Regions from separate parts of the Homo sapiens genome. Here region 2 is linked to region 1. A link is a contact called in ENCODE Hi-C or POLR2A ChIA-PET data. All regions are on one chromosome and are shown on one strand. Each heading gives the region's core, a stretch centred on a gene start or an enhancer-like site at or near the end of the contact. The rest is flanking DNA. Distances are from core to core; before and after follow the strand shown.

The links. Hi-C counts contacts between places; a loop is a spot of excess contacts on that map. ChIA-PET counts read pairs that join two places held with the same protein, here RNA polymerase II (POLR2A). Pooled maps may share reads with other maps.
Region 2: a pooled map shows a loop between it and region 1 (2.5-fold over the local background). The contact joins two enhancer-like sites. A Hi-C loop is called at or near these places in 1 of 168 maps with a recorded cell type or tissue (ovary) and 1 of 50 pooled maps. POLR2A ChIA-PET finds 5 or more read pairs at or near these places in 1 of 52 experiments (H1).

The regions. Positions count from the first base shown.
Region 1 is chr6:160,086,619-160,092,901 of GRCh38, forward strand. IGF2R (insulin like growth factor 2 receptor) reads left to right here. Exons shown (of 48, transcript NM_000876.4): 42 at 1,415-1,529; 43 at 2,489-2,635; 44 at 3,298-3,485. Among named protein-coding and RNA genes, the nearest start is that of SLC22A1, 32 kb to the right of the region's middle. Within about 2 kb of position 2,366, at least 3 of the 41 ENCODE cell types and tissues checked have a DNase peak (open chromatin) inside an H3K27ac peak, as active enhancers do.
Region 2 is chr6:160,427,309-160,433,591 of GRCh38, forward strand. The region is part of intron 5 of SLC22A3 (solute carrier family 22 member 3); the gene reads left to right. Among named protein-coding and RNA genes, the nearest start is that of SLC22A3, 82 kb to the left of the region's middle. Within about 2 kb of position 4,028, at least 11 of the 41 ENCODE cell types and tissues checked have a DNase peak (open chromatin) inside an H3K27ac peak, as active enhancers do.

The DNA of each region.
Region 1 (6,283 bases), core at 1,116-3,615:
ATATGCCAGAAGTTTTAAAAATTTTCCGTAAAACAGTGGAATTCTTTTTTCCAAAATTTTACACAGAAGCCCAATATTTAAAACAAATTCAGCTGGAGCAGCTTTGAGTTTGGGGCAGGCCTGAGAGCCTAGAGTCCCACCTCCCACCTCACCATCCAGCAGCCCTCAGTACCTCAGCCTGTGTCCTGTGGAAAACACTCGGGAAGTGAGCACTGTGCCCATGTTGCCTCCACCGCATGCCCCTGCCTGGAAGGATCTGTGTGTGTGTGGTCAGGGTGGAAGGCACCTGCTTCCCCTGGACACCCTGCGCCATGCCCTGGAGACATCATCTGTCCATGCAGCCAGGCTGGGCCCAGACCGTTCCCAGAACAGCCCCCTGCGCAGCCACAAGCAGCCTCTTGGTGGTGGCTTGAGAGTTGGAACCTGGCGGCCATGCTGCCCCAGTGATACCTGCAGCTTAAAGCATGTACTCACTTTTCTCTCAGACCCTGCGGGTTCGAGGGCTCAGGTTTTTCTTTTAATGGGTCACTTTTAAAAGCAGACAGTGCTCGACTGAAAGCTAGAAGACCCTAGAAAACCACAGTTGGTTTCTGTTTCTGGCTTTTCACTTTTTCCATTCTGTGCTCTGTTATTACTGGGAGGCTCACATGAGGGTACCTGTCAGGAAAGCACCTAATATGATAGAGAGAGTTTACACAATTGGAGCGATAATGAAGGCTGCCATTACCCGGGGTCCCACTGTTCACATGAGTTTGTTGGGCACTTTCTATACATGCCCGAAACCTGCCCACTTTGGACAGTGCCCTGTTCTGCAGGTAAGGCCCTCAAGGCTCAGAAGCTCAGCAACCCAGGGCCACAAAGTACGGGAGTAGGAGGGTTTGGGTTTGACCCCAGGTCTTAGGCTGTGACAATTGTGCAGTGGGCCAGGTGACCACCCCTGAGTGTGGGAATGCAAGAACAGGTCGATAAACCTTTAGGGAGCCCAAAATTTATTTTCTTCTGGCCTTTAAACCAGATTTTTACTCCTAACATTGAAGCTTTGTTTGTTTGTTTTTTGTTTTTGTTTTTGAGATGGAGTTTTGCTCTTGTTGCCCAGGCTGGAGTGCAATGGCGCCATCTCGATCTTGGCTCACTGCAACTTCTGCCTCCCGGGTTCAAGCAATTCTCCTGCCTCAGCCTCCTGAGTAGCTGGGATTACAGGCACCTGCCACCGTGCCCGAATAATTTTTGTATTTTTAGTAGAGACGGGGTTTCACCATGTTGGTCAGGCTGGTCTCTAACTCCTGACCTCAAGTGATCTGCCCTCTTTGGTTTCCCAAAGTGTTGGAATTGACAGGTGTGAGCCACTGCGCCTGCCTGAGGCTTTTTATAATGCACTAGAAATAATGTCAGTTCAATCATTTGTGTGTTTCAGGTGACAAAGTTGTTGTCACGTACTCCAAAGGTTATCCGTGTGGTGGAAATAAGACCGCATCCTCCGTGATAGAATTGACCTGTACAAAGACGGTGGGCAGACCTGCATTCAAGAGGTCAGGAGACTGGGGGCTCAGAGCGGGACTGTGCAGTGAGCATACTGGAGGGAATTCCTCCTTGGGGTTTTCATGGGCAGGTTTTGGCTGAGTCTTAGGAGCTCAGGGCCAGAGCCGCTGATTGTGCTGTATTGGGCGGGGCTGCTCCAGGCAGGGAAGACCTCCAGATACAGTGCTGAGACACTGTTACAAGACCAGTGCAACTTCTCTGGGCTAGCTTGTCTCTTGAACTAGGTTTAGCACTGGCTGAGCAGTACTTAACTGACCTCTACCTTTGAATGTCATAGTAGAAACAAAGGGGCGTGGATTTGTCCCACCCGAGGTGTTCAAGCAGCCTGGCTGGGACCCTCGAGCAGCTGGGACCTGCATCTGGACCTGGGATGTGCTTGGATTATATTCAAGTTTTCCCGGCCACATTGCATCTGGTGCCAGGGAGAGCTTGGCCAACAGAGGGTGCATGTGAGCTGCTGTTTGTGAACAGAACTGATTCCTTCCAGACGCTGAGTTTGGAAAAGGGGTGACTCAGAAATTGCCAAAGGATTTATGAATGTATGAGTCTGAGAAGCTTAAACAAAAATCTAAAAATCTAGGAGCAAATTTTCCAGGTTTTGAATGTTGCACGGTTTACAAATTTTAAAAAATTTATATTGAATGCTTGCCTGCTTTGTCACATTACTGATGTGTGCACCACAGTCATCTTCCCTGTCCATTGTGGTGATGAAAAGAAGTGAGTAAAATAACCACCCTCGCTCCGAGCTGCCGTCAGTGTTGAGTCGGGAAATTCTGCCTAGGCCTGCGCAGCCCGGGGAGTGGGGGCCTCGGGACCCAACTGAAGTCTCGCAGCACCTTGACTGAAAGCCAGTGAGCTGCTTCAAGGGCTCCGCAGTGTTCATTGTTTTGCAGTCTTCCCTTATGTCTGGCTGGGGAAGTGACTGTAGCCTGTGCTTCCCTCCTCCTAGGTTTGATATCGACAGCTGCACTTACTACTTCAGCTGGGACTCCCGGGCTGCCTGCGCCGTGAAGCCTCAGGAGGTGCAGATGGTGAATGGGACCATCACCAACCCTATAAATGGCAAGAGCTTCAGCCTCGGAGATATTTATTTTAAGTAAGTAAAACGTTTTCCTTCTGAGCTGTGAAATGTGTTCAAAATTAAACCAGCAATGCCGCTCTTTCCCTATCGGGGAGCACTGCAGGATAAATAGGTCTGTGTTTTAGTTACTGTTGCTGGAGTCATCGTCATCTTTTGCTTAAACTGAGGAAAAGCGTTACTCAATCATTAAGTTTTAACACCAAAGATGGTGAATTCTCATGAGTGTAAAAATAAATCCCCCGTCCTTCTCCCTCTCTTCATGATAATCTCAGGGGTTGAAGCCGAAGCCTTCTGACATGTTTGAGCAGGAATCTTCTGGGCTTACCAGTGTTTAGAAAATAAGTTTCTCAGCAGTGTTACTGGGGCTGCTCTTGGGGGTGGTGGCCGAGGTGCACAGACAGGGCGAGGGCCGTGTGGTGCTGGATACGGCACCTGAGGAAGGTGGATTAGCACTCAGAGGCCAGAACTGGTTGGGGAGAAAGCCTCTTGAGAGGGAAACTGGTGTCCTCAGAATTGCTGTGGGGTCACAGACGTGCTGCCCTAGCGTGTCCGTGCTTCCTTTCCCTAGGAAAGGAAGCATCCTGGGGCCCTGCAGTGATTCTGAGGACTGAGGGTTTATGTCATGAATGCCTTCTTGAAGGACTTCCATGTCACTGTGATCTTTTCTGTCTCTTCAGGCTGTTCAGAGCCTCTGGGGACATGAGGACCAATGGGGACAACTACCTGTATGAGATCCAACTTTCCTCCATCACAAGCTCCAGAAACCCGGCGTGCTCTGGAGCCAACATATGCCAGGTGAAGCCCAACGATCAGCACTTCAGTCGGAAAGTTGGAACCTCTGACAAGACCAAGTACTACCTTCAAGGTAATCCGTGGCTTCCCACAAAGTTCCACATTTAACTTCCTCCAAGGAAGGGGATTAAAATTTTCAACTAACTCCCTTCAGTTGAAATCTCGGACCACTTTTAAAACAAAAACCTTGGTCTAATTCTTTACTTTGTTATGAATTTCTTGACAGTGGATTGAGCGATACGTGTCAGAACTAAGCATTTCACTGTAGGCAAATTGTGTCTTAGTTATCAAGTAAATGTACAAAAAAACTAAAACCTGGTCTGATCCAGTGGTTCTGAGGTTGGGTGGAGGCTGAGCTGTGCACAGTCAGAATTGCCTTTGATTTGGTTTTAACCATGACACTTCCTTATTTTGGAATGCCAAATAATATTAGAGAAGGGTAAGAGATTTTATATTTGTAAGAAGGATGAAAGGAAACTGGCCTAAATGTTAGGATGTAGGTTAAAATCAACCAGGACGCACATAGGGCAGAGTCCAGGGTGTGAAGGAAGGTTTTAAACTGGCACTAATAAGGGTGTTGCCCTTTGTTCCCTCACATAATCGTGAAAGGCTGCTTTTGTTTTGAACAGCTAGTCTTAACTATATACCTTTCATAATTTGATTTTTGAACCGTGTGTGGATGTAATAACTCTTTAAAAAAAAATGAAGTGTGTTTAAAGAAAACCCCAGCCTGCTCTGATGTCAAAGAGCTGCCGATCATGTCCTCTGGGAGGGGAGAGTAGTGATAGCTGAGAAGGAGCAGGTGCTCTGTGCCCTGGTGCTGAGCACATTGCCGAGAAGGAGCAGGTGCTCCGTGCCCTGGTGCTGAGCTCATCGCCGAGAAGGAGCAGGTGCTCCGTGCCCTGGTGCTGAGCGCATCGCCGAGAAGGAGCGGGTGCTCTGTGCCCTGGTGCTGAGCGCATCGCTGAGAAGGAGCGGGTGCTCTGTGCCCTGGTGCTGAGCGCATCGCTGAGAAGGAGCGGGTGCTCTGTGCCCTGGTGCGGCTGAGAAGGAGCGGGTGCTCCGTGCCCTGGTGCTGAGCACATCGCCGAGAAGGAGCAGGTGCTCCGTGCCCTGGTGCTGAGCACATCGCCGAGAAGGAGCAGGTGCTCCGTGCCCTGGTGCTGAGCGCATCGCCGAGAAGGAGCAGGTGCTCCGTGCCCTGGTGCTGAGCGCATCGCCGAGAAGGAGCAGGTGCTCCGTGCCCTGGTGCTGAGCGCATCGCCGAGAAGGAGCAGGTGCTCCGTGCCCTGGTGCTGAGCGCATCGCCGAGAAGGAGCAGGTGCTCTGTGCCCTGGTGCTGAGCGCATCGCCGAGAAGGAGCAGGTGCTCCGTGCCCTGGTGCTGAGTGCATCTCCACGACGGCAGCACCTGATGGAGGGAAGCTGGGTCAGCATCGCTGCTCCTGGTCACAGATTGTAGACAGCGCCCTGGTGCATCTGCTCATAGCACCTGTGGCCCCTGAATAGAACTGGGAAAGTGAATGTTCTGCTTTCTGGGTGAGTTGATGATGGGAAAGTTGATCAGCCTCATTCACTTGCATAACTCCACAGCACGGAGCTAGCACTCTGTGTTTCTCTGTTCTCTGCCTTCCTCACACTTCGGTGAATCCTTCAGTCATTCAGAATCAGATGTTGCATGTCACAGGTTGTGCCTTCTCTTGCTGTCCTCTTTCCCAGTGCTCGGTAAATCTTGATTAAAGGAAGGAAGGAAGGATTGTTTCAGAAGCCTTCAGGGGCCCTATCATGCAGAGAAGGAAAGTCTAGGCTCTCTCTGACACAGCTTGAAGATGTCTGAGAGGCTCCCATGTACCAGGGTAGCCTTGCAAGCTGCTGCTCCTACACATGCCTCAGCCATCAGGTTATTCACTAGTTCCCAAAGTCACCCTGTAACCTGGTGGGTTTACATATGCTGCTCTTGGTGCTGGAATGCCTTGGCCCACCTTCCTCATCCTTCCAAACCTACTTCTAGTGCCCCTCCTGGGAAGGCCCACCTTCTCATAGCAGGGTGACACCGCTGGTGTGTCTGCAGGATTCCAAACCTACCTCCAGTGCCCCTCCTGGGAAGGCCCACCTTCTCATAGCAGGGTGACACCGCTGGTGTGTCTGCAGGATTCCAAACCTACCTCCAGTGCCCCTCCTGGGAAGGCCCACCTTCTCATAGCAGGGTGACACCGCTGGTGTGTCTGCAGGATTCCAAACCTACCTCCAGTGCCCCTCCTGGGAAGGCCCACCTTCTCATAGCAGGTGATACTGCTGGTGTGTCTGCAGGAGTCTTCACGCTCCATCGCGCAGCACTGGCCACTTGTCTGGTTACACATAAGACCTCCACGTTCACAAGTGGTATGTCTAGCAGACCTTTGAGGATCCCCAGCTTTCAGAGTGCTTGTGCATGCGCATTTAGTCATTCTTGGTAAATAAAATCCCTTTCAGACCTTTTCACTTTCTTCATTCACCAGCCCCAGGAAGTAGCTTTAGTTTTAAGACATCTTTTCATCTTTCATGAAGAAATGAAGTTTCTATCTCTTCCTGAGGCTTGCCATTCCTTCGGGAGGGCAGAGCTGTCTCTCATCAGGACGTGGAGCTGCTGGGCGGTTTGCTTCCCCACATCAGCCCTGTGGAACAGTCCATTCAGCAGCCCCTGCTTCAGCTACTCCCAAGCGAGAATGTGGGGCCCTCCCGGAGCGGAGCCGCACCGCCTGTCTCTGGGCCCCATCTGTGTGTGGACATGTCCGTCTCCTACCCTGCACTCTCGCCTCTGCATTCCTGGCACCCAGCAGCACCAGCCACAAAGATTTTCAGCCAGTGACAAAGGTTGGGAGCAGCAGAGTTC
Region 2 (6,283 bases), core at 2,778-5,277, 340 kb after region 1:
AGAATGTAGTCGGGACTTGCCCCAGTCACCCTTGCCCTGAGAACTCAGTGACTGGGGCTAATGTCACCCTGGCTGTCCTTGACCTGTGCAGAAAGCACTGCCAACCCTGGACAGTGGGGGAAGGGCCTTATGTGCCCAGGCCCCAGCAGGAGACACCTACCAGGAATCTAGTGGGACAAGGTTTCAGGGATCCTGGAATCCTGCCCACACCCAACAGCTGGAACAGTTCCCTCAGCTGGCGAGTGGACAGGTGGTCTGATGAGCTCATATGTTATTGATGATGATGTTAAAGACCATGTTCCCATAGAAATAATTCCCAAAGCATTCAGAAGACTGAGAAGAAGTGATGATAAGAATTGTTCTGGGCAGGAGTGTGTAGTTTTGATTTTTACTTGTGATAAAGCAGAGGATTTGCTTGAATTCACTCAAACTTGCTTTTTCTCTCTCTTCAAAACAACTTTGGCTGACCAGTGTCTCATAGACACTCAATTTGCCTTTTCATGGAACTCAAAATTTTGTGTATCCATACATGCTACCATAGTTTCAGGCACTGGGCATTTCAAAAATGTGATATTTAGAACCTTTCTATTTCCGTGATGACTGTTGGCATAGATGCTGCTGGAGATTTCGATGACATGTTGGATTCAGTCCACGCAAGTTTTGATGCATATTCCCTTAATTTCTGAGCCTTTAGAGTTAGAGTTTTAGAACTGAGAGTACATTCTCTTCTTTTTTCCTTTCTCCTCTTATGTCAACAGGCTCCCTTCCCCACCCCCCCACCCACACACACAAACAAAAAATAAAAATAAAACGCTCTCAGCTTTGCTTTTAAGAAATGAAGAAATGTTCCAACATGTGACCCACAGCTGCAATCCGTTCACCTTTGCCAATACTGAGGCTGCCCTCTGGGTCCCTCCTGGGACTGCATAGATAGAGGCCCATTTGCTGTTCTGGGCAGCATGCCCAGTCATCTAGGAGGTGGGGGACTGGGGCACTCTTTCAGGCCAACTCAAACTAATGGAATAAAATATCTTCTCCATGCAGTGTCTCAAAGAAAGAGCCACCTGGGCTGCAGGTGACCAGACTCGCTCAGTGCAGCACGGTAGCTCCTAGCCTCATGTGCAGTCAAACACATGAGATGTGGCAAGTCTGAACTGAGATGTGCTATCAAGTAAACTGTACAATGGATTTCAAAGATTTAATAGGAAGCAAAGAGTATGGAACGCCTCATGAATAATTTCATATTGGTTACACCTTGAAATGATCATGTTTTGGATCTATTGGATTAAATGAAAAGTATTATAAATTAATTTCCCCTGTTTCTCTTTATGTTTTTTAATGTGGCCACTAGAAAATGTAAATGTACTCGTGTGGCTCACATTATATTCTTACTGGACAGCATTGGTCCAGAGGACTGGGATTTATTTTTAACTACTTTAATAAACATCAAACATTTGTGATAATTTTAATACAAATATTTCCCCATCGTATATGCTCTTGCATGGTAAATATTTTATCTACTCTTGTTTTAAAGGATAAGGAGGTTTTCAAAAATTGCCGAAGTACTACAGGTAATTTGGCAAATTCTCTTTTATGGGTACCAGATAGTGCTATTTCCACCCAGAAGCTGGCTACAGCTCTGTAATGTGACATGCTTACTCCTGGCTATTCTGGGCTGGTCCTCGTCTGACTAATGAGCTCATTATCCACTGGGCAGTGGGATGGAAGGACATGAGCACCTCAGCTGTCACTGCCGAGCTTCCTCCCAGCCCCACCAGGCCCTCTGGTTCCTGATGCTTGTCTGTAAGACCAATGGGTACTTTAACTTTTGAAGGTGGTTTCTGGTTCCCCCAATCGGTGAGCCCAAAGACCTCAAATAACATTTTATTCACACAGACTTCTTAGAGATGAAAAGTTTCTAGAGAGCAGAGCCTTTAGGGAACTAGTGATGATGCATTCACTGAATAAATCACAGTATTATACTCAAGAGCAAATACGTTTTCTTTCTTATTGGTGTCATCTTTCCTTGTGAAATACGGCAACTGATGAAGAAGTCTCCTATTGAGAATAACCAGACGAAATCACAAGGCTAGACAAGCAGCTACTAACACCATCCCCTTCCCCCTGCCCATGGTAAACCCTGCTGGCAAATGTATTTCTCCCTCCTAAACCTGGGAGGACTCACGTTTCTGCACCCAGAGCCCCAGGTGGAAGTAAACAATGGGAGTGAGCCGATGAGGTGGGATTGCTGTTCCTTGACTCTTAGTGCTTCTCATGCTAGTCTCCTGGGGATGCAGTTAAAATGCAGATTCTCTCTCTAGATCTGGGGCGGGGCTTGTTCAGCAGGCTCCCAGGGGAGACCAACGCTGCTGACTTGTGGGTCATACTTTGAGTTGCAAGGTTGCGTACGTGGTATTTGCCAGTGTGCACATTCATGAAAAAGTATCCTGCCTTAAGCCTGGTAGATCCACAGTTCCAAATCAACATTAAATACATCTGGTATACTTAAGAAAATTCAACATAAAAAGAAATCCATTTCTTAAAAAAAAAAAAGGCAGAGCAACCATTCTCTTTATCTGAGGACCTTTAAAAGCATCTGCCTTTATGTGTCACAGCATTAGCTACTAATTACTAAAGGAAAAAGTGCTGGGTGAATTATCACCTGAAAATAAAGTAACTCTCAAATGTTATAAAACATAAGATTAATGTTGACAGCCTCTGTTACTATGACATATTGTGTGCCAGGTGTGTGTGTGTTATAGGTGCATATATGTATATATATACACACTTGTATGTATCTGTGTATATGTACACATATCTATGTATCTATATAGACAGATGGGTTATTTAAATGAATTTTCAAAACACTAATAAGGTGTGATTTGATAAATGAATAATATTTAATAATAATATTAAAATAATATATTTGAATATTATTATTCTCCTGCTACTGATGAGAAAACTAAGGCTCAAACAGTTTAAGTAACATGCTAGTAAAAAAATGTTCTGAGTAGAATACCACATGTCTGGCCTAACCCTGACTGTCTTTTTTCTGACCCGAGACCAGTCCTCCACGTGGGGAGCTCTGAACACCATATTTATAACAGATGGTTATTTATAATGTCTTTCTCTTCTTTGGCAATTTAAATGAAGACGTCAACTTGAAGAAATGTTTCACCAGGAAGAATTGCAAAGAGAGCTGAATTAATCAAAGAAAGACGAATAAAGTGTTCTTTTAATATGGAGTACATAATTGTTGATGGAAAACACAGTCTTGGCAGAATTAAAAGATAATCAAAGAGATGAATAGGGCAAATAGCAATTCAGCTCATTAAATAAATACAAGGAAACTAACCTCTGCAGTTTAACCTTGAGCGATACCTTTTCCCATGAATAGAGAGTGTCGATACTAGGCAACAAGCCTCTGAACAGATAGTGTTACCCGGAACATCACCCTTTTCTCCCTTTGCTTCAAATCAAAACCAGCATCCCCCATTTAGACAGCATAAAAGGTATGACAAAACGGGACGCCAAGTGAGACACTGTTGATTCTGTTTCTATGAAATTCTAGAAAAAGCAAAACTGTCATGACAGAAAGCAGATCTGGGTTTCCAGAGCCCAGAGTGGGGGGAGGGGACTGACTTCACTGAGACACAAGGAAACTTTTGGGGATCATGGAAAGGGTCCGTACCACGGTTGTGGTGGTGGTTATAAGACTATATATTTGTCAAAAGTCTTCAAAGTGTGCACTTAGAATTGCTGAAGTTTATTGTACATAAATTACATGTAAATATCATAAAGTGCATGTAAATGGTATGTGAGGTAATAAAGCAATTTTTTAAAAACAATTTTAAACCTGGTATAGCATTTTGTTTTTTTGTGTGTCTGACTCAGACCAGGCAAAATTTAGTAACCCTTTGGCAACAGAAAATCAGCACAGATATAGAGCTAGAAGTTATTGTAAAAGAATAATAGTGGCGGCCGCCACGGCGCAGGAGTTGCCAAGATTTTCCTGGATGAATTCCATCCAAGATACGGTTTTAAGTCTCTCAAGGCCTTTGGATGCCTAGAAAGTGGGTCATCTTTCAGAATATCTGCGTCACTGTGGAGATGTTAGTAAATCAAAGACCAGCTGGATTTGTCCTTAAATGTAGCAAAATATGTACTTGCTTGGAAGTACTCTTAATCCTTTCATTCACTGGACAGGGAAGACTGGTTTCACAGTCCTGACTCCCTTCATTCGTTATCAACACCTCGTATTTTTTTTTTGGTAGATGATATATATGAGGCAGTAAACTTGTGGTCTGGAAAAGCAGAGATCATATTACCACTCTGTTTTAACTTCTAAAAGTTTGAAATTAAGACTTATACCAGGTATTTTTATGGAGTGGATTGGAGTATAGAAGCAATTATTTTAACTATTTGCTAAAAAAAAATTGCCTAAAATATTCAGTTATTAAAGGAAAAGCATTGTTCTGGATTGGATTCTTCAGATAATTCTGCTTTTGGCAACAAGTAACAGAAAACCAACTTAAATAGGTTTGGACAATAAGGACATTCACTGGCTCGTGTGTCTGGAATTCTAGCAACAGCAGCATTCAGGGTTGGCCAGACCAGGATCTCAACAATCTTATTAAACCATGGTTTTCTTCTCCTCTCTCCACTCTGTTGACAGGATAGCTTCATCTTAAGACTTGTTGTCTCATCAGTGTAAGATGACTGCTAAGTTGTATGTGAGCCCACAATTTCCTCATTCATTCCTTGAAGGAAGAAAAAAGATTTCTTCAGGAACTTCTGACTTAAAAGCAATGAAGGACTTTCCCAGAAGTCCATTTCTCATTGGCCCGAATTGGGTTGTATGCCCATTTCTCATTGGTTCAAATTGGGTCACGTGCCCAGTCACTGACATGGAGGATACGATTTCCCTAAACTAATCAGGCCTCCCGCTACAACTAGAAGGAGACTCAGCTCCCACAAACATATGAATTGATGGTGCGGGAGAGTGTAGTGGGAATTCTGTTAGGAAAGAGAAGGAAGTCAACAATCGGGTACGCTGTGTCTAATTTAAGTCCATGACTTTAAAAGTGAGCTTTTTTTTTTGTTACAAAAATAATGTAGGCTTAATTTTTTTTTTTTTTTTGAGACGGAGTCTCCCCGACACCCAGGCTGGAGTGCAATGGCACGATCTCGGCTCACTGCAACTCCGCCTCCCAGGTTCAAACGATTCTCCTGCCTCAGCCTCCCGAGTAGCTGGGATTACAGATGCCCACCACCAAGCCCAGATATTTTTTGTATTTTTAGTAGAGACGGGGTTTCACCATGTTGGCCAGGCTGGTCTCGAACTCCTGACCTCGTGATCCGCCCGCCTTGGCCTCCCAATGTTAGGCTTAATTTTTAATTTTCAGAGATTATTTGTAGCTGAAAAGAAGAAAGTAATTAATGAAATGATACGGCATACTTTTAAACAATAAATATCATATTCTACATACTGCAGACACATTACCGCATAATGGTTAAAAATACAGACTTTGCTATCAACCTCCTGGTTCATCTTCTTACTGTCTGTGTGTCCTCCTTGGGTAAGGTACATAGCTTTCCTCCACCTCAACTTCTTTCTCTCTGTAATAGGAATGATAGTAGTATCTGTACAAGTTTCTCCAGCACTAAGCCTCTCATTCAGGGGTCAGCAAACTACAGCTTGCAGGCCAGACATGCAGGCAACCTGTTTTTGTAAATAAATTTTATTGGAAGCCATTTATGTATCGTCTATGACTGTTTTCACACTACGATGGTAAAGGTAAGTAGTTCCAACAGAGGTCTTAGAGCTCACAAAACCAAAAACATTTAATATATAGCCCTTTGCAGAAAACGTTCGCCAACCTCTAGGTTAATACATAAGATCTTTATTTTCTTGTCAAAATCTAACATGTCATAATTCTGTGGTCATTGAGTGACTGGAGATCTGCCAGAGAAAGGCAATTATCTACAGAGCTAACATGAAAGCAAGAGATGCTCCTTTATTTTATCACTTAAAAACAGTGAAGAATCATGAACAACTGAAAAATCTACAAATGTGTTTAAATGTCAAATTAGGCTGGGCATGATGGCTAATGCCTGTAATCCCAACATTTTGGGAGGCGAAGTCAGGAGGATTGTTCAAGCCCAGGAGTTCAAGACCAGCCTGGGCAACACAGCAAGACCCTGTCTCTACTACTACTACTACTACTACTACTACTACTACTGCTACTAATAAGCCAGGTGCTGTGGCATGCACCTGTGGTAC